Linked DNA regions of Homo sapiens: region 2 is linked to region 1. A link is an interaction called in ENCODE POLR2A ChIA-PET data of the cell type or tissue named here. Cell type or tissue: MCF 10A. All regions are shown on one strand. Links, peaks and the distances in the headings refer to the core of each region. The heading gives the core; the rest is flanking DNA.

Region 1 (11,080 bases), core at 4,695-8,694:
TGCATGCCTGTAATCCCAGCTACTCAGGAGGCCAAGGCAGGAGAATTTCTTGAACCCGGGAGGTTGTGGTGAGCTGAGATCATGCCATTGCGCTCCAGCCTGGGCAAAAGGAGCAACACTCTGTCTCAGAAAAGAAAAGAAAAAAAGAAAAGAAAAGAAAAGAAAAAAGAAAATGGGGATCTTACTATGTTGCCCAGGCTATTCTTAAACTCCTGGCTTCAAGCGATCCTTCCACCATGGCCTCCCAAAGGGCTGGGATTGCAGGCATGAGCCACCACACTCCGCCAGATTTTTGCCTGTTTCTGTTTTCTGAAATGCTGGTTTTGGGTGGAGATATCTAACTTCCTTATTCCATGTGTTCTTTCAATAAAACTTCTCTTAATTACAGTGACTTGAAGGTTTCTCTCCTCTTTGAAAACTGAACACTATTTTCAATAATTATCCAATTTTTCCAACCATTTCAAAAGAAATTCTATCTTCACTCTAAAGAATTTTACTCACATTTTTAACCTTAAAAAAAATGATTCTTTTCTCCCAGAGCAATACTGTTTTAACAGCCCTGAGCCTAGTCAAGATAATAGTTGTTGTATCACTTACTTCCAGCAGATGGCGCTATTGCTGGTTCACACACCCACTGTCCTAGGAAATTTAATCTCATTACTAAGTAAATACCAACAACTGCTTCACAAAGGTAACTGCTTCTCCCTCTTCCTGAGAACTCATCACAGTTTTAACAACCACCATCTCCCTAACTGACCCATTGGACATTTAACAGCTGTCTTTGACGGTTCCATAAGTGTAAGACATTGAGCATCTGATACCTAGGGATGTTCTCCAGTCACTGCAGGCAACTTAGAATCTAGCAGGAGAGGTGGCCATTTAGCAAATAATCCCACAGATACATAACCATGGCTTTGATTTGTGCTTCAGAAGGAAACACGCACACCTGCTTGCTAATGCCACACATGACCAAGCCTGAGAGGTGGGACCCAAAGGAGAAGTAGGGGGTAAATTCTGAAGGAGGAGGGAGAGGCAGCCTCCCAAGGAGAGCTCACAGCAAGGTGCTGAGGCTGGAGGATCACGGCACCTGAGTGGAACCAACAAAAAGAGGCCAGAGCTTTGACACCAATGATAAGAGTAAAAGAAAAGAGAACTGACTGATGCCATTGATAAGTTCCTGGCTTTAATGATCCCCAAGTTTATATCTGTAATGATCTTCCCTTCCAGGTTCCACATATATGTTCCTGCTTGATGTATCCTCTTAGCTGTTTCAAAGGTAACCCTCAAATATATGTGTAGCTTTGACTTCACCATCTTCTCAGGTCTGTAGGGCTGTCTCCTGAATGTCAATGAATAGTGAAACTCGTCATTTAGTTGTGAAATTCAGAAAACTGTAAGAGTCCTGGAGTTGTCCTTTACCCTGCTGATCAAATCCTGTTGATGTTATCTACCACATCAGATGGTTTTTTTGCTCGATCAGTGATCAGCAAAAGGGCTGTTCTGTGTATTGTATGATATTCACCAGCATCCCTGACCACTACCCACTAGATGCTAAGTGTGATCTCTAAACTAGCAACTAGCGCCTCCAGGTAATTTGTCAGAAATGCAAATTCTCAGGCCCCATCCACGACCTACTAAATCAATGATACCCAGATATCTGCATTTTAACAAGGTTTCCGTGCCAAGGTGCAGTGGCTATAATCCCAGCACTTTGGGAGGCCAAGGAGAGAGGCTTGCTTTAGCCCAGGAATTTGAGACCAGCCTGGGCAACAGAGTGAGACCCTGTCTCTATTAAAAACAAACAAACAAATAGCCATGGTGGTCCATGCCTGTAGTCCCAGCTACTCAGGAAGCTGAAGTGGCAGGATTGCTTGAGCCTAGGAGATGAAGGCTGATCAAGGTTGCAGTGAGCTATGATTATACCACTGCACTCTAGCCTACGCAACAGTGTGAGACCATCTCTAATAAATAAATAAGACTTCCAGGTGATACTCAAATCCACTACAGTTTGAGAACCACTGCTTCAGAAACCCACTGCCATGAACCTATTCCATCACTTCTTACCCGGGCTACTGCAATAGCCTTGTAATTATTCTTCTCCATATTCACACTTCCTTCTACAGTGAATCTCAATCCTGACACACTTTATAACCTACTGGGAGCCAACCTAAACTAATTAAATCAGGATCTCTGTGGGTGACACCAAGGCTTTGATATTGTTTAGAAGTTTCCTCTGGAAAGCCAAGGCCAGAACTACTACTCAATGCTAATCCATTCTGCCTTGCAGCCAGACTGATGTTTAAAGCTGCAAGTCTGGTCTTAAGTAGAGGTGCCACCTCTACTTAAAATTCACCTTGATATAGCCTCATTTCTTAACACCTACAGGGCAAACCAACAAGCAAGGGGCCTGTGTTTAAAGCCACGCACCCCTCCCATCTTCATCACACTGACCTTCTGTCTGTTCTCTGCAGGCTCCATGCTTTGTCCTGCCTTAGAGTCTTGCACCACTGTTTGCTCTCTTGGCCTAAACCACTCTGTCTTCCTCTTTTTGCCTAGGAATCCTCACTTATTCCGCGGATCTCAGTTTCTTCTTCCCTTCCCCAGGAAAGCCTTTCCCAACCTTCCCTCTTATACTAAGGGTAGGTAAGAGTGGGGTAGGGCCTGAGTTTGCCCAGAAAGTCCTGATTTATGCCTGTTGTTCCAGGACAATTAACACACCCTCTTACATGCTCAAAAATGTCCTGTTTGCAACAATAAATTATATAATGCCCTCACCTGTTAGATACTGTCACACACTTTCTCATATACCTCCCCTTTGTGACTCATCACAGGTGCCACTTTACATTTTTTTGGTGACTCTTGGATTCATGTCCATCTTCCTCACTGGACTGAAACAGTTTGACACACAGGAGGCACCCAACGAATATGTGTTGAATGAATGAACAACCTTTTGAGGTGAGCATTAATTAGTGTTCCCATTTTACAGAAGAGGAAACCGAGTCGAAAGAATTTTAAGTATTTGTGTGATTTGCCAAAATCACACAGTTAGGAAATGGTATGGCTGGAATTTGAACCTAGCTCTGGTGTTTTTCAAGATCATAACCATGAAGCTTGGAGAGAGCTCTTTCACTGCCTGATTCAGTGACTAAGATTCTACAATAGCCCAGGATTGAGCTTTGCTCAGTCCTTTTTAGAACTGAACTCAGCTTGAAAGCTACACAATTATTTCCTTTCCATTGAAATTGCAATCTGCTTCAAGGAAATGAAGCTTATGGCTGTCAGAGTATAAAGGGCAAGTGTGTGGGAGAAGCCAGAGATCAAACGGTCAAATACACTTGTTATAGAATTTTTCATGAGCTGAAAATGCTATCATTTGAATCCAAGCTTCTCCCCATTGGATTTTTAAAAACTGAGAACAAAGGGTGAGGGAAAAGGCAGCTGTCAGTGAATAATCAGGAGGCAGATGGAATGGTGCAGGCCTGGGGACAAGGAGGAGAGGCAGCCAAGGGCTGGGACAGAGATCACAAGATAAGTCAGCATAGCAGAAGCTAAGAAGCTGCTTCTCCCTCAGCCCAAACACAGGGGCAACATTGGATACCCTGCAGTTCATCAGTGGGTCCCTCAACTTGCACCAGCTTCCCTTCCTCTTTCAATATAGTAATAGTAAGTTGTAATGCCCTGAGGTCACTTTGTCTCTGATTCTCAGTTTCCTCATCTGCAAAATGAAGAAGTTCCATCTAAACGACCTTTAAAGTTGTTTTTGGCTGTAAAATTTTATGGTTTTATAACCCACAGCCAATGCTGTTAGAATTGACTCAAGAAAGACAAGAACACACCTGGGTATTAGTAGTCATTCTCTTCTCAAAATCAGAAAAAGGATGGCCCATTTATGCTATTCCTCAACCCATAACCTTACAAACTGCACCTGATTGTTAAAAACGTGCCTCAGGTCAAGTCCGACATGCTTTGAAGTCTAAATTGAACCTTGAAGCTCAGAGCCAAATGAACCCCAACCAGAGTGAATGCCACAGTGTACTAAATCTCAAACTGAGATGAAACTTAAGCTATCATTACAAAAATATACATTTAATAGAAAAAATTGGTGGTGATATTTTTAATTTTTCAATAATTTCATTTGTTGGCAAGATGAATTATGTATAATTTTAGACAATTAAATCGGAACAAACCCAGATTGTATTAATAGTTCACATTTGTGAAACACAATGTATTTAATAGACATTTTCTAATTGGATCAAAACGTTTCATGAGGCTTTGTTTGTTTGTTTCCCCACACTGAGCCTCTAGCAAGTTTATAAGGTTGATGTCAACAGTAGAAGTAAGTAGCTAGGAGGTAAGACCAGCTAGGAGAATTTATTCAAATGCAGCTCTGATGTTTCTGTGCCTTGATGCATGCCGTTTACTTGTCCAGAAAGCTCATTCCCCAAACTCCACCTAAAGAAGTCTTGTTTTTCTGGCCTGGCATGGTGGCTCACACCTGTAATCCCAGCACTTTGGGAAGCCAAGGCAGGCGGATCACCTGAGGTTGGGAGTTCAAGACCAGCCTGACCAACATGGAGAAACCCTGTCTCTACTAAAAGTACAAAATTAACTGGGTGGCGCATGCCTGTAATCCCAGCTACTCGGGAGGCTGAGGCAGGAGAATCACTTGAACCCAGGAGGCAGAGGTCGTGGTGAGCCGAGATCACGCCATTGCACTCCAGCCTGGGCAACAAGAGCAAAACCCTGTCTCAAAAAAAAAAAAAAAAATCTTGTTTTTCTATCCTGTCACTTACCTGGGAAGCAGTTTTCTGGGGCCTCCACATTCTTTGACCTTCCTGCTATTGAAACATAGGGTCTATTTTTCTTCCCCTTAAAATTGGCCTCTACAACTCCTTGATGAATAGAATATGGTAGAAAGAATGCTGTGCCAATTTGCAGACAGACTTTAAGAAACTGGCAGCATTTACTTTCTGCCTTGGAACCCAGCCACCATACTGTAAGGGAGCCAAACAGCCACATGTAGAGGCTGGGAGTAGGTGGTCAAGCTGACAGCCACAGCTGAGGTCTCTGTCTACAGCCAGCATCCACTGCCTGACATGAGAGCACAGGAGTGAGCAAGCATTCAGATGATTATAGCCCCCAGCCTTTGAGTTACTCCCAGGTTTTGAGCTGTCCTAACTGATGCCCCATGGTATAGAGAGGAGCTGTTCTACACAGCCCTATCCAAATTGCAACTTCATGAGCAAATTAAATGATTTTTTTGTTAGCTTCATCCCTGAAGTTTGGGGCAGTTTGTTATACAGCAGTAAGTAAGCAAAGTGACAGGAGTGAAGCCGTCTTTAAATTCTCACACCATCCTACAACCACCATTACCATCAGCATGATAGTCATTAGGGTAGTTCATGATTATTCTCACTCTCTCCTCTTTCTGGGTACAAGACAAAAATGCACTCTCTCTGGGCACAATGGCTCACACCTGTAATCCCAGCACTTTGGAAGGCTGAGGAGGATGGGTCACTTGAGGCCAGGAGTTTGAGACCAGCCTGGCCAACATGGTGACACCCCATTTCTACTAAAAATATGAAAAACCTTAGCCAGGCATGGGGGTGCATGCCTGTAATTCCGGCTATTTGTGAGGCTGAGGCAGGAGAATCACTTAAACCTGGGAAGCAAAGGTTGCAGTGAGCCGAGATGGCGCCACTGCACTCCAGCCTGGGCAAGACAGTGAGGCTCTGTCTCAAAAAAAAAAAAAAAATTAAAAATTAAAAATGTATTCTCCACCTACTCCCTCTGAATTCAGGCATGGTCATATGATGGATTGTGGCCAATAAAATGCAATTGGAAAGAATATATGTCAATTCTGGGCAGAAGCTTTTTAAAATTCAGGGTACAATCCAACAAATTTCCTTCCCCCTCTCATAGTGGTGGTAGAAGCCCACATAAAAATGCATCTTCCATCAATAGACTTCTTGAAGGGACTAGGAAAAACAGGGCTATGTTGCCAACCCATGCTGGACATACAGCTTGAGGAAGAAAATAATTATTTGTTGGGTTAAACAGCTGAGAATTTAAAAAGTTATCTGTTGGCTGGGCACAGTGGCTCATGCCTGTAATCCCAGCACTTTGGGAGACCGAGGTGGGTGGATCATCTGAGGTCAGGAGTTCAAGACCAGCCCGGCCAACATGGTAAAACCTCGTCTCTATTAAAAATACAAAATTAGCTGGGCGTGGTGGCGCATGCCTGTAATCCCAGCTACTCAGGAGGCTGAGGCAGGAGAATCACTTGAACCCAGGAGGCAGAGGTTGCAGTGAGTCGAGATCAAGCCATTGCACTCCAGCCTGGGCAACAAGAGTGAAACTCCATGTCAAAAAAAAAAAAAAAGTTATCTGTTACATAACCAGATTTCTCAATGGCAGCACTACTGATATTTTGGGCCAGATAATTTATTGTGGGAGGGCTGTCCTGGGCATTGTAAAATGTTCAGCAGCATCCCTGACCTCTATCCACTAGATGCCGGTAGTACCACCACCCCACAGTTGACACACTCCAGACTTTGCCAAATGTCCCTTGTTGATGGGAGAGAGGCAATAGACTACACCAATTGATGCAACCACCACCACCAGGAAGAATGAGTCACTTCCTCTTTACATTTTGAAAGCCTTAATAGATACTCCTGTGTAGCAATCATATCATTCACCACATTGAATTACACTTAGTTACTTGGACTCTGGTCACCCTCAAGAAGATTGTGAGAGCAGGTAGAAAAGTAGGGCAGGTGCAAAGATCTGCCTAGAGTTTTGAGTTTTCTCATGTTATACCAAGTGACATGGCAGGAACTCACAGTCTCTCCCCGCAAGATGACCAGATGATCCTCTTTGGGGTCACTGCAAATGGCTGGGCAGTGCACAGACTGCACAACGGTACCCAACTACAGAGATAAGTGGCAACTGAGCTCCATCTCACACCTCTCATTAAGCAACCTTCGCACGTAGGGTGTGAGTTTTTCCTTATTCATCTCTCTGAATAGAAGCCTTTTTGAAAACTTTGCACCAAGGCTAGCAGCTTCTCTGACCTAGATTGTGGGGGAATCTGAGCTACATACAGATCCACACAGGACAGAACTAGAAAATCAAAGCTCTCCTACTACATGCTGACACAGAAATCCATCTTGTCCTAAATCTTGTGGAAGAGACAGAAAGCTAGTTCAAGCCACTGAACAAGAGTGGGTAAAAGAAATGCAAGCTACAACTCCTTCATTTGTGTCGGGCAAACTTCAGCAGTATTCCCTAAAATTGGTTCTTTATCTGAATCAAACTGGCATCTCCATCAAATGACATAAAATCCCCAAGCCCTACTGTGTGGGCCTGTAGAACTCTCTAATCTATGTAAATTAAGCACTAATTAGAACCATTTTATTAAAGTTTCCATATAAAATGCCAGCTAAACTGTATATATTAGTGCATGTTGAAATCAGCCCTTGTGTAAATTGTTTCCAAAAGCACACATCCAGGGAGATTCGATGCAGCTGCTGGTTGTGAAATCTCCCCCAGGTTCTTCTCAAGCAGCTCTTCTTGCTGTTTTAAAATAGCTACCAAAGTCAAACAGTCCAGGGTGGCAACACGGTCGGAGGAAGTCTGACATCAATACTGGCAAGCCTCAGGGTGCATGACGAATCCTCCTGCTTCTCCATCTACGCCCCATCCACTCCACACTCACCTCTCCATTCCTACACAACACACATCATGATTCTTGATGGCTGAATGGCAATGGCTCCTCGTCAACTCACCACCAGGTCCTATCTGCACACCATCACTATATGACCCAATAACTTCTCCACTGACAACTTCTCCCAGGAGAAGTCTCCGTACATTATACTCGCTTCACCTTTCTCTTATTTTGGTCAACTCCAAGCCAGAGAAACTCTTTATTTTGCAAACTTCTGTATGCTCTTGATCCTCATGACCTCTCTTTGTGGGAAAATCCAGTTAATGTCTGTCATTGGCTTTTCCTTCCCTTTTCTTCTTGTATTGTCTTATTCTTTCCTCTTTCCTTCCTCTCTTCATTGTGGTTGTCAATTAAGACATGGCACCCAGGCCAGGCGCAGTGGCTCCCGCCTGTAATCCCAGCACTTTGGGAGGCTGAGGCGGGCAGATCACGAGGTCAGGAGATTGAGACCATCCTGGCTAACACGCTGAAACCCCGTCTCTACTAAAAGTACAAAAAATTAGCAGGGCGTGGTGGCAGGCACCTGTGGTCCCAGCTACTCAGGAGGCTGCGGCCGGAGAATGGCGTGAACCCAGGAGGTGGAGCTTGCAGTGAGCCAAGATCGCGCCACTGCACTCCAGCCTGGGCGACAGAGCAAGACTCCATCTCAAAAAAAAAAAAAAAAGACATGGCACCCATGATGAGTGACAGGAGTAAGAGAAGCCCCAATGACACCCCTTTATCAAGAAAAATGGCCAGGCATGGTGGCTTACACCTGTAATCCCAGCACTTTGGGAGGTCGAGGTGTGCAGATCACTTGAGGTCAGGAGTTTAAGACCAGCCTGGCCAACATGGCAAAACCTCATCTCTACTAAAAATTCAAAAATTAGCCAGGCGTGGTAGTGCACGCCTGTAATCCCAGCTACTCAGGAGGCTGACGTAGGAGAATCACTTGAACCCAGGCGGCGGAGGATGCAGTGAGCCAAGATTGTGTCACTGCACTCCAGCCTGGGCAACGAAGCGAGACCCTGTCTCAAAAAAAAAAAAAAAAAAGAAAAGAAAAGAAAAAGGAGAACTACATTTTTACGTTGTAAGGCATTCGAGAAGGATCATGGTGTTAAATTACCCAGAAGTTCCCTTAAAAAAATTCTACTCGCCTCACCTCTAAATAAACTTGTCTTTCTCTAGGAGCAAAGTTAATGATAATCTATTGTTTATTACTTATGGTTGGTAGTGACATTCCCATTTCTCACTTCAATTTGATGACATTATGCTGGGTGCGGTGGCTCATGCCTGTAATCTCAACACCTTGGGAGGCCAAGGTGGGCAGATCACTTGAGCTCAGGAGTTCAAGACCAGCCTGAGCAACATGGCAAAACCCTGTTTCCACAAAAAATAAAAGAAATTATCTGGGTATGGTGGCATGCAGCTGTAGTCCCAGCTACTTGGGAGGTTGATGTGGAAGGATGGTTTGAGCCCTGAAGGTGGAGGTTGCAGTGACCTGTGATCTCATCACTGCACTACAGCCTGGGTAACAGAGCCAGACCCTGTCTCAAAAAAAAAAAAAAAAGTAGTGACATTATGCTTTCTTCATGCAACCTCCTTAGCTTAGAATGATCTTCTCTCCATTGTTTGCCTTTGAAATACCTCTTTATCTTTTAAAGGCCTGTAGAATGAATTATTCCTTCCCCTGTACCCCTACATCAAGTTGCTTTTGTTGCAATTGAATACCTATTTTAGTTTGTTTTGTATTTCTTTCTCCTTCTATAGCCTGTAAGGCACTAGAAAGACTGAGTACTGTTAACATTATTAACCCCCCTGCCAGGAACATCTTTGTCTGGCACGTGGTAAACCCACAAGAAATATATATCAAAATGAAATAGACTAGGAACCTGAAGACCACTCACAAAGTTATTTCTGATACAAATGCATTGTTTTTCAAACAATTGACTTATTCATTTATTTGTACACTACTTTTTCCATAATAATTTCAGACAGCCTACAGATACTGTTATTTTTTATAATGGCATATTTTGTAAACTAAAGCCAAGACTGAAGATCAATACCAAGGAGAAAGGAAGAGTCCAGATATATGGGCCATAATGTCTTACATAGCCATAAAACTTGGGCTACAAGTTTGGCTCTGAGTTTCCTGACAGCCAAAGCACAAAGGAAAATATGTTTAATTACATGGTTCTCACTGTCCAGAAAAAGAAAACATGCCATTGCTTGAGGGAAGCAAAATTTTCCTGGCACTTCCTTTTGAAACAAAAGCTCTTGTATAAGATTTCTCATTAGAGTTGTTGAGTCAGCAAACAATTGAGTCTCAGTTGGGATTTTGGTGCACAATTTTTTTGTTTTGGGAACTGCTAGTGAAGAATCATATGGAAAGAGGCAGAGCAAAAGAGATTAATGTAGTGAGGTTATTTTATCTGCTCTTAAATAATAAAGATGGGAACATGTCTAATAAATAGAACCAATGCAAAGCATAACATAACATCCCAGAAGTAGGTGTCAAAATTATTTTCCTGTTTTCATTGCTTTCATTTGTCTGTTTATTTGGGGTTTTCTTTCGTGGAGGGGAAGGGGTTGTTTTTGTTTTTGTTTTTGTTTTTTGAGATGAAGTCTCACTCTGTCACCCAGGCTGGAGTGCAGTGGCACAATCTCAGCTCATTGCAACCTCCGCCTCCCAGGTTCAAGTGATTCTCCTACCTCAGCCTCCTGAGTAGCTGGGATCACAGGCACACACCACCAATCCAGCTAATTTTTTTGTATTTTTAGTAGAGACAGTGTTTCACCATGTTGGCCAGGCTGGTCTCAAACTCCTGACCTCAAGTGATCCGCCTACCTCAGCTTCCCAAACTGCTGGGATTACAGGCATGAACCACTGCGCCCAGCCCTGTCTGTTTATTTGTAATGACAATGAAAACATTTATGCTTCTGCTTTGTGGAAATTTTGAATGGAAATTTAGATCACTGACTCAATATTTCTGAGGTTTAGTGTGGGTTTAACAAGTGGGATATTGAAAAAGGTATTGAACAGCTTACATTTAATCATTAAGCTAGAAATAAAACAGAAATAAATGAAAATGATCTTTTCTCAAAAAGTCTTACATGAAGCACTGAAGCTTTTCAAAATCAAGAGTGTTATTAAGTTTTGATTTACCCCATTCATTGAGCTAGAAATGTAGAAATCCAGAAATTCAGGATTCTATGCAGCAAGTTAGCATACAGCTAGACAAGGCGGGGGCAATAAGAAAGGGGAGAAGAGGAATTTTAAAAGGCTAGTCAATCTATTTGAAAGCTTCCAAGGGGGCTATGTGAATCTCACTTTGAGAAGTAGATCTGCTCCTGGATACTAACTAAATCCTCAGT
Region 2 (11,080 bases), core at 4,524-8,523, 330 kb after region 1:
TTCAGTGAGTCGAGATTATGCCACTGGGAGGCGGAGATTGCAGTGAGTCGAGATTGCGCCACTGTACTCCAGCCTGGGTGATAGAACCAGACCTTGTCTCAAAAAAAAAAAAAAAAAAATCATGTATACTTTTTCTCCCGTTGATCTGCTGGATGTAAGTCTATCTTATTGACCCAGCTATGGAACCTAGGAGGGTAGAGGAAAAAATCTTTCCTCCCCTATAGGATAAATGACCTACCTCATAGGGTGGTAGTGAGGATGAGAGAAAATGGTGCATGGCTAGGAGCAGTGCCTTATGGCACCCAGAATCCAACCACTTCCTTCCACCTCCACTGCCACTGCAGTGGGCTGAGCACCATCATCTCCTCACACACCCCATAGTCTATTCTGCACACTGCAGCCACAGATCCTGTTAACATTTAAGTCATATCACATCTGCTCAAAGCTTCCAACAACTCTCATCTCCTGGAGTAAGATCCAAGGTCATCAGAGTGGCCTCAAAGTTCACAAGATCATCCCCCACTCCAGCTACTGTCACTGTGTTGACTTTTGTCATGCAAAAATTTTTTTGTTTGTATAGCCAAATTTATCAACCTATCAAGTGTTTGGGTAGTCAACTATATCGATCTATCTTATATGGCATGTGAGTTTTGAGTCTTGCCTTCCCCATATGAGAGTAGAAAAAGGATTCTCCCATGTTTTCTTTTTAGTATCATTATTATTTCATATTTTATACCTGAAGCTTTGATTAAATCAGATTGAATTAGAATTAGTTTGAATTATATTTATTCTAGTGTGACGTATGAGAAAAGGAGTCCAAATTTTTCTTGCCAGAAGATTACCTGATTGTCCCAAATCTATTTATTAAGTAAATAGATGTTTTGCTTTTCAATGTTAAATGGGATTCTATTCTTTGACTATATCATAATGTATTTTCCAATCCCCTATTGCTGGGCACCAAGGTTATTTCTCTTTTTTGTTTTTTGCTATTTTAAATAGTGCTGAAGTACACAATAGTGAGTTTCTACTTACAATGTTGAAACTTGAACTAAATATTTAAGGATTTTTTTTTTTTTTTTTGAGATGGTGTCTCGCTGTGTCTCCCAGGCTGGAGTGCAGTGGAGCGATCTCGGCTCACTGCAAGCTCCGCCTCCTGGATTCACACCATTCTCCTGCCTCAGTCTCCCAAGTAGCTGGGACTACAGGCACCCGCCACCACACCCGGCTATTTTTTTTGTATTTTTAGTAGAGACGGGGTTTCACTGTGTTAGCCAGGATGGTCTCGATCTCCTGACCTCGTGATCCGCTCACCTCGGCCTCCCAAAGTGCTGGGATTACAGGCATGAGCCACCACGCCCGGCCGGATGATTCTCAACTGTATTTGTACTCTCAAATGCTATGAAAATAAAAATGAGAAAGGAAGAACAAGTAGTCATACCTTATTTTCTGCTTTAGAACTCATTAGAATTGAGCAGTTTCAGAAAGGCCACTGAAGTACTAGTTATAGAGACAGAAAAGTTGCAGATTAGTTTGAGGAAAGTTTAATAAGTTGGAAAGTCAGTGCTTTTTCTAAATCATACCTGAAATCCCATCATTCATTTCAAGTTGTGACTTTGCATCTCCGAGAATACTTTGTAAAAATGGAAATGTCTTTGTTTAGGCATGACACTGAGGATATGGCACTGGTACCTCATACAGGATTGGTTTCACATGTTAATACCAATGTGAAACCTGGCTGAGATTGAAGGGTTAAAAGAATTTTGGGAAGCCATTGAGGAAAAAAATGTGGAAAAAAAAATCTAGTCAATAGTTTGTCACTGTGGGCAGAATCTTATCCAATCAATTTGGCTTTGGATAATAGAACAAGCTTTAGTCCAGTCCAGAAAGGTAGGAGAGGAAAGCAGGAAATTCTGGTCCTTCCCAGTGTGGGGGCTGTACCTGGCTGAGATGTCATAACTCAGAGGAAGTGATACCATCCTATCACGGACTGCAGAGTCCAGTGGCATAAGTCACTCATCCTGTCCTCTCATAAACTGTAAAGGGACATTCAGCTACTATTAGTACGTAGCTGAGAGGCTGGCAGGAGGTGGCAGTTATTTAAAGGCAGATGGTTATTTCACAAGTGTTAAGTAGAAACATAAAAAATACTAATTGGATAGTCAGACCAACTGATTATAGTAACAGGGTTTTGTTTCACCTCTTCACTGAAGAATTATAACTCAAACTTGTCGTGTTGCATAGTGGCAAGAAGACCCCACCTTCATTCCCACCCAATTCAAGAAATCAGCTGCCTGTTTGCTATGGTCATAGGGAATAACAAAATTCCGTTTTAATGGCAAGTAGATCTTTAGTCAAGGGTTGTATGATTAGCAAAAAGAAGAAGGAGGAGGAGAAGGAAGAGGAGGAGGAGGAAGAAGGAGGAGGAGGGGGAGGGGGAGGGAAGGAAGGAGAAGTAGAAAGAAGAGGAAGAAGAAGAAAAGAAAGAGAAGGAGGAGAAGAAGGAAGAAGAAAAGAAGAAGAAGAGGAGGAAGAAGAAGAAGAAGAAGGGGAGGAAGAAGAAGAAGAGGAGGAGGAGGAAGAAGAAGAATTTTTATTCTTTTTTAAAATTATTTTTGAGATGGAGTCTCGCCCTGTCGCCAGGCTGAAGTGCAGTGGCGCAATCTCAGCTCACGGCAACCTCCGCCTCCCGGGTTCAAGCGATTCTCCTGCCTCAGCCTCCCAAGTAGCTAGAATTATTATTTAATAAAATAAATCTTATGAGACCCAGCCCTTTGAGAGCCTTAACTGAAGGCAAAAAAAATGTTATTAAGAGGCCAACCCAGCTTCTGTTTTTCTCTGGGGCCTTGAAGTCTCTTCCATTTCTCCTGCTTCTACCTGGAGTTTGAATCTGATTTCTCATCTGGCCCATTGGTGGCTCCAAACAGCCACAGGCAAATGGGAACCTTGGCCCCTGAATTCAAATGTCGTATGTGTCCAGTGACTCCAGCAAACTCTCTCAGCTTATTTGGGTCCTGAATCCAAATGCCAGTGTCTAGTTCATTAATAATCCTCTTGGAGCTAGTGTCATGCCAAAGGAGCATGGGGTCTGAACGAACCTTAGCTCTCTCATGTCCTAGTTTTGCAGTGGCTTAACCTCTCTGAGCCTCAGTTGACCCAATTGTAAAACTGGGGTAGTACAAATTCACAATTCTTATCTGAAACCCTTGGATCAGACATGTTTTAGAATTAAGAATTTCTCCCCCCAAAATACTGTGCTTCTACCTGCAGGTTGAATCTGCTTTCTCATCTGGCCCACTGATGGCTCCAAACAGCCACATGTAAATGAGGAATTCAAATGTTATATGTGCCCAGTGCCTCCAGCAAACCCTCTCAGCTTATTTGGGTCCTGAATCCAAATTCCAGGAAGAGAGAATTGCACTGGTCTAGCTCGGATCAGTACTTCTTATACTTGGCCAATCATCTGTGATGGTGAGGGATGGGATGTCAGAGTAAAACATACTGCCGTTTTCCAGTATGAGCATGAGGAAAAGGCAGGAAATCCAAAAGCAGAGTATGGCCAGTGTGGAGAAATGGCTATCACCCTTGTAAGGGACAGTTCAGCCAAGGCTGCCGACTGGCAATTTAGGTCATGCAAATTTTTTTCCATAAATTAAGACTTTTTTGATTGCATAAAAATTAGAAATGTCTAACAAAGAACCTCCTAAACAGAATAATTAAGCCTTGGAAAATTACCTATGTAACAAAACTGCACATTCTGCACATGTACCTCAGAACTTAAATAATAAAAAATTTAAAAATACATGATATTTGCACATGTATTTGTCCTTGTTTTTCTCCTTTAAGCCTTTATAAGTGAACAGCGTCAATGAGTTTCTTCAAATAGACTTCTGTCAGTCTAGGTGATCTCCATTTTTTTTTTTTTTTTTGGGTGGGGGGTCTAATTTCAAATCACCATCATCCATGTAATCTATTCTAAAGACAGAAGGAAAACTTATATTTAGTGCAGTTTTGGATATTTTAACAGGCTTTATCATTTACAAATTATTTCGTTCATGTGTTTGAGTTGTCAGGAATTTTTTTCCTGTACCTTCAGTTCCATGCTCTTTCCTTCCATCCAGAAGCTTCTTGGGAAAGCAACTTGTCTTTCCTAAAAATAAGTGTTTTCACCCAGACCATCCATGATTTCCTCCTGAAGTTGTTTTACTTTCTCTATGGCGTTTTTGGCATTGGTCACTTGGGAGTGACAGGATTTTGATACATCTTTGAGTGACTGTGTCTATCTTTGAGGTGAAGCCATCATAGCTCCATGAAATGAAAATCTGGGGCTCACTTTTCTGTTCTTTGTGGAGAATGTGTATGACAACCTCAAGTAAAAACTTGAACCTGTTCAAATATTTATTAAGTCCTGCCAAATTCTCTTTGTAACTTCAGAGGAGTGGCTGCTTGATCAACTAGTATAATCAGTCTAATCGATTACACTGACTTTAAGATATTCTTCAACCTGAGCAGAAAATCTTTTGACTAGCTTTTTTTTTCTCCTCCAAGTATGTTGGCTCTTTGCTATAATAATTGGGGCAGCATATATCAGAATCTCCCAGAGAGATTCAAAGAGACTTAGGCCGTGTCTCAAGCATTCACACACCATCTCCAGAGCCCTGCACAGCGGCTCCAGGAACAACTGGCTGGGAAGACATTTTGCTGGCAATCAGCAGGTCTTCCATGGCTTCAAAAGGCACCACTGCTCTGCCTCCAGCTGCCAGTATCCTGTGGGCCACAACTAACCACAAAAAAGCCTGCAGCTGTGGAGCAGTCCGCTTCCAACCCAAACAAGTGCCTGGCATCCAGGACAGGCCATCAGTGGGTTGGGAGCCACATCGTAGAAAGACAGCGCTCTCTGATTTTGATTTGCTCACTGCAAAAATAGAAAGTGGCCAGGCACGGTGGCTCACGCCTGTAATCCCAGCACTTTGGGAGGCCGAGGTGGGAGGATCACAAGGTCAGGAATTCAAGACCAGCCTGGCCAATATGGTGAAACCCCATCTCTACTAAAAATACAAAAAATAGCCAGGCGTGATGGTGCACGCCTGTAGTCCCAGCTACTTGGGAGGCTGAGGCAGAAGAATCGCTTAAACCTGGGAGGCAGAGGTTGCAGTGAGCCGAGATCGTACCACTGCACTCCAGCCTGGGTGACAGAGTGAGACTCTGTCTCAAAAAAAAAAAAAAAAGAGTTATTATTTGTACAGTACATTTGAGCCAGTGGAAAATGCTGATTGCAGCCAGAGGAGATCATTCATGAGCTCTGACCATCCCAATCCCTGGCTGGCCCTGCAAGAAGCCTAGAAGCTAAAGCAGTGCCATGTCATTACCCATTCTGTGCCCACAAGCATGTCAGGTAGTAATGGTGGGGCACACTGCAGCAGAAGACCTGTGTCCACACCCATGGGTGAGGCTCTTTCTTCCGAGTCCAAGCTTCCTTTGGCAGCAGGGAAAGTTTGATCCCACCTACAAAGGTCACAGGACCTCTGTCCACTGAAAGGTCCTCCACCCGTTTGTGTTTGGTCAGTCCAGGTGGGCAGGGACAGAGCCCTGAAAGACCTCAACAAGGGCATAAACTAACAGCCCTGGATTTCAATAACTGAATTAGCAATGTCTTAACATTTCACAGATTTTCTTTGGGGCCAGCTGCCCCATTCCAATCCATGTATTCCTGAATCAGGGGAAGACTCTCCCCCAGTGGTAACTTAAGTGGCCCAGACTCTTTATATCATGTTGCCCTGTCCCGTCCAGCTCATGGCTCCCAAGGGTGCCCTGCAATTGGTCTCCAGTCCACGAAGTCATCTTCAGAAGTGTGACTGCCTCTGCAGAGAAAACAGGTCATTTTTGACTGAATCTACCACCATTTATTTCTTTTCTTCTATTTTCTCTTTTTTTTTCTTTTTGAGGCAGGGTCTTGCTCTGTTGCCCAGGCTGGAGTGCAGTGGCATGATCACAGCTCACTGCAGCCACAACCTCTCAGGCCCAAGTGATCCTCACACCTCAGCCTCCCAAGCAGCTGAGACTACAAGTGTGCACCACCATGCCCAGCTACATTTTTTATTTTTTTGTAGAGATAAGGGTCTCATTATGTTGCCCAGGCTGGTCTCAAACTCCTGGCCTCAAGTGATTTTCCCACCTCAGCCTCCCAAGCTGCCAGGATTATAGGCATGAGTCACCGTACCTGGCCTCCATTTATTTCATTAAACAACATCTCCCTCTCTTAGTATGTCACTAGGATTCTGTCATGACTGACTCATCCTCAGTATCTTTTTTTTTTTTTTTTCGAGACTAGGTCTGGCTCTGTCACCCAGGCTGGAGTGCAGTGGTGTAATCTCGGCTCAATGCAACCTTCACCTCTCAGGCTCAAGCCATCCTCCCACCTCAGCCTCCTGAGTAGCTGGGACTACAGGTGCACACAACCACATCCAGCTTATTTTTGTATTATTTTGTATTTTTTGTAGAGACAGAGTTTTGCCATGTTGCCCAGGCTGGTCTTGAACTCATGAGCTCAAGTGATCCACCCGCCTCAGCCTCCCAAAGTGTTGGGATTACAGGCGTGAGCCACTACCTGTAATCCTATCCTCAGTATCTTTACAAGAGAACTGTCAGCAGAGGCTGATCTGGGGTCTTGGAAGATTCCAGGTTCAGGCTCCAGGTGCCCAGTGGAAGTGGAGGATGGCATCTCTGGCAAGGCTTGCGAGAGGGTAGAGAGTGGCCACATGCCTAATGAAGGAACAATGGTTTATCATTCATTTAAAAAGAAAATGGTCATTTCAAAGTTTATATCCTATCTCTAAAGAATGTACTCACCGTGGGGGAAATAAGAAGGCTACAGAGGATTTTAGGCTGGGCTCTTTGATTTGCAGTGACAGAAACAAAGCTGGAGGTAACTTAAGGCAACCTCGGCTATCAAGGTGCCCCACAATATGTGGAGCAGCAGGAGCCACGGCAGCCCTGGGGCCTCGTGGGAATCAGGGAGTCACCCATGCAGGGGCTACTCTGTCTGTCGCGGGTCCCAGAGTCAGGAAAAGGTCTCCAGGTGTTGATGGGTAGGGTTCACCCTCTCAGGTTTCTGCATGTGGTGGGAACTTGGCTGGCATTTCCTTCCCCACCTGCTGGGGCAAGGCCTCCAATTGGCTGGGTGCAGTAGCTCATGTCTGTAATCCTAGCACTTTAGAATGCTGAGGTGGGAGGATCACTTGAGACCAGGATATCAAGATCAGCCTGGGAAACAACAACAGTTATCTGCCAGTGAATAGGAAAACCACCAATGTACGTGAGACCCACAGTTTCTGCACTCAGTGAGCCTGGTGCCTTCTCTTCATTAGCTTACACACCTGATTATACCTGGTCCTTGTCATACCCAGGATGACTCTCCTCACTACACCCACTGCCTGACCATACCAAGGTATTTGTTGGTAATGCAAATTCTTGGGCCCCAGGACAAACCTACTGAATCAGAATGTATAGGGACAAGGGCCTGGAAACCTTCATTTTGAACCAACACCCATGGTGATTCTTACGAAGACTGGATTCATCCACTTCATTCTTATCTTACTTTTCCAGAAGTCAAGTCTTTATGATGAGCTGCTATTGCTCATGCTGAACGCTCTACTCGAAATACCTTTTTGAGTTTTCACATGGAAAATAAATTCCTACTCTTCTTCCAGGCTTAGATGTCACTTCTGTGAAAGATTCACCACCACACTTAGCCCTATGTATTCTCTGCGGACTATGTACCCAACAGAACCAGTTTCCCCCTTAAACACCCTTAGCTCTCTATACATCTGTCATAAACATAACATATTGTCTATGTGTTTCCTCTCACCTCCCATCCCAGACTGTGAGTTCTTCAAAGAGATGAATGTTATTTTTAATCCTCAGAACTGACCCATACCTGGTATTTATTATGAAATGTTGCTTAAATGAATGTTGATTAAAATTTACAACTTCATGATTAGTAAATTAAATATGACTTAATAGGCCATTATTTTGTTTTCTGCAGGTACAGATTTCTATCTTTCAAAAAACCAACTAATTAACCATTTTTAAATCTTTCAAAAAACCAACTAATTAACCTTTTTTAAGTATGAAATTTACAAAGACATAAAAAGCATAAGAGAACAGCCAAGTATATTTCAGAGCAAACTGACTGATTAATTATAATTTCTTTTGGATTAAATTATGCCATGTTAAATGGTCTACAGTACTACAAACAACATTAAATGAGTTTTTATATGCATTTATACTGACTTCTTATTTAGTCTGGGCAATAATTTTCTAGGGAATGTGAAAATTTTCTAGGGAATGTGAGTCTCATCATGAGTTTCCCCCATAAGTTACAATAAATAATACATCCATAAGAGATTGCAAAATTGTCCTGGATGACATAAAAAGCCTATTACCCAGCTTTAATAAATAAACAAACAACCTAAACTCCATAGCTTCTCTTTTACCCCCACGTTTCTGAGTCACTACCATGAGATTTTACGGGATGGATAGCATGCCATTGCATTATGCCAGGACACGTTTATGATGCTGGAGGGTTTGTTGTGGTTATATAAATTAGTCCAAAATACGTAAGTTGCCAATTCATCTTTCATAGTTCCACTAAGAAAGTTCATGAATTGAAAGAAGTGTGTGCACTTGTATTTCTGAGCCCCTTAATTTATCTTTTTGAGTAACCTTTTGAGGTAGGAGACAGGCACAACCTTGCTGACCAAAACAGGATCTGGTCTAAACCTTGTTTTCTGGTCACAACCTTGCTGACCAAAACAGGATCTGGTCTAAACAGGATAAAGTGAAGAAACTGGTAGGAACCAGCAGATGGCTACCAAAGCAATCCATAGATGCCCTCATTGCTCATTAGCATAAGACACTCCCACCAGCACCATGACAATTTACAAAAGCTATGAGGATGACCTGGAAGTTACTACCCCTTTGCTAGAAAATTCTAAACAAACTGCCCCTCAATTTGCATCCACCCACCCGTTAATTTGCATGTAATTGAAAGCAGGTTTAAGTGAGTATAAATACAGCTGCCAAGAACTCATATGTTGTCAACTTTAGCTGCACTGCCTATGAGTTAGCCCTGCTCTGTAGGGAGCAGTACTATTCAACAAAAGATGCTGTCTAACACTGAATTCTTTCCCGGATAACCTTCCTGGGCAAAGCTCCAATTTGAGGGCTCATCTGTTCTGCAATACTTTGATAAATTAAGCCTTTCTTGCCTTTATCTGTTGCTGTGCTTCAGTCAAGGTTTTCAAAGCGCTTTACAAACACAAAGCCATCCTTCACTTGTTCCTTAACTCAGGTGTGGATGAAACCAACTTTTGTGGAAGAAAAACAAAAACAAAAATCACCAAGGCCATTTGAAGTCTCTCAAGTGTTCCAGGGCACCAAATTTAGAAATCTGAAACACACACACAAACAGAATTCTCGCTTGGATTATCCACTTATGGGTTTTATTTGACAGCAGTTAACCAAAAGTCTGATCTGGAGACTGGCCCAGACTAAAAGGACAGAAGTTAATTTCACAGTGAAGCTACAAGTTCAGTTTTCAAGTGAGTGGATGTCATCTGACCAAATAACCATCTTCCAGGGCCGTTATTTCTGCAGTTTGATTTGACTGCTTATGACTTTGGGTTCTCCTTCTACAGACAGGGAACAAATGTTTGCTTCCTCTCTACAGAAGCCAGGCAATAGAGGAGGGCCCAAGTGGAGTATGAAATTCTGTGTGATCTGTTTTGTTTTTTTGTTTTTTTTTTAATTGCATTTTGTACTGGAGAGAAAACATTTATTTTTTACTTTTTTTAGTTACCATTGAAGAATTTCCCAACAAAGTTTTTGCTACAGAGAAAATGCTTTTATCTCTCTATCTATACTCCTGCTCCAAAATTTAGATTCAACTATTATAGACGCATGAACAATTTTTTAAGTATGATAAATGCAATGTAGTCTTACAATGATGTGGTAGTAGGTTAGGGCAGGGCTGGAGATAAAAGTGATAAGTCTGAATTAGTTTAAAAAATTAATTACACTTTAAAATACTGTCATATCAAAGACAGAGAACATCTCCCTTTTATCCTGTTTTAAAATAAGATGAAAACAAAACAAAACACCTGCTGCCATTGGTGAGCGTTACCTGTGAGTTCTGTTCCAGTAGTTCCAGTAACTAAGTGGCCTCTTCATGGAGTCTTAGAACACCATAACACAAGTCCTGTTTTGCTACTGGGAGGTATTTATCTTTTTTTTTATTATTACTATACTTTAAGTTTTAGGGTACATGTGCACAATGTGCAGGTTAGTTACATATGTATACATGTGACATGCTGGTGTGCTGCACCCACTAACTCTTATATCCAAATCTTTTTTTTAATTTAAATCCTGAATTTAGTACCATGCAATAATTTGCACGTTTATATATTATCTGTTGTAATACCCAGTGTCTACAATGTGCAAACTGGACATACATTATTGCTAAATTAAGCATGTGAAATTTCTTTTCTGGATATTTTATACTAAATTGATCTTTAGGAGAAAAATAAAGTGCTCAGTAATTTGTGGGAAGCAGTTTCATCATGCCCACTGCATCTTGGGACTGCAGTTTCTACCTCTCGCATGAGTCTGGTGAGACAGAACAATCACACAGCAAAGTAAGTGAAGCAACTTTATTCCTCACAGATAGGCAGCAAGGGACAATAAAAGCTTAAGATTCATGGCAGGTCTGTCAAAGCTCAGGATAGTTTCCCAGGGCAGTTAGAGTCAGCTACATGCAGTCTAGTCTGCATGTAGCTGAGGGACCTTCAAAGCATGCTCCACTCTGGGTTTCATACCTAGGGGATACTTGACGTCCTGGGCTAAAGCACCATAAGATCCTGTTTCAGGAGGGATGGGAACACAGCTTAGTTTGATCTGGCCAGTTCCTCCTTATCTGAGAATGTTCCATTTCCAGCACATTCTACAGTTATTCTGAGAACTACAAGAGAGAAAGAGGGGATGAGCTGGGTCACCAGTGCAATCCGAAGACTTGTTCTGTAAGCTG

What was found. ChIA-PET counts read pairs that join two places held together with the same protein. Peaks named below come from ENCODE experiments on the same cell type or tissue, not always from the same donor. Only the 100,000 strongest peaks of a DNase experiment are listed, where the experiment ranks them.
Region 2: POLR2A ChIA-PET joins it to region 1 with 5 read pairs; 1 of 35 experiments calls an interaction of 5 or more read pairs at or near these places.

What each region holds. Positions count from the first base shown.
Region 1 is chr9:72,582,463-72,593,542 of GRCh38, reverse strand. All of the region lies in intron 2 of TMC1 (transmembrane channel like 1), which reads right to left. Among named protein-coding and RNA genes, the nearest start is that of TMC1, 66 kb to the right of the region's middle. RefSeq lists an enhancer at 822-881. In MCF 10A, for the core only: no CTCF peak of the experiment used is centred there; DNase peaks (open chromatin) are centred at 4,992, 6,582 and 7,622.
Region 2 is chr9:72,253,172-72,264,251 of GRCh38, reverse strand. It overlaps a transcript of GDA not described here. Among named protein-coding and RNA genes, the nearest start is that of LINC01504, 47 kb to the left of the region's middle. In MCF 10A, for the core only: no CTCF peak of the experiment used is centred there; DNase peaks (open chromatin) are centred at 6,231 and 8,511.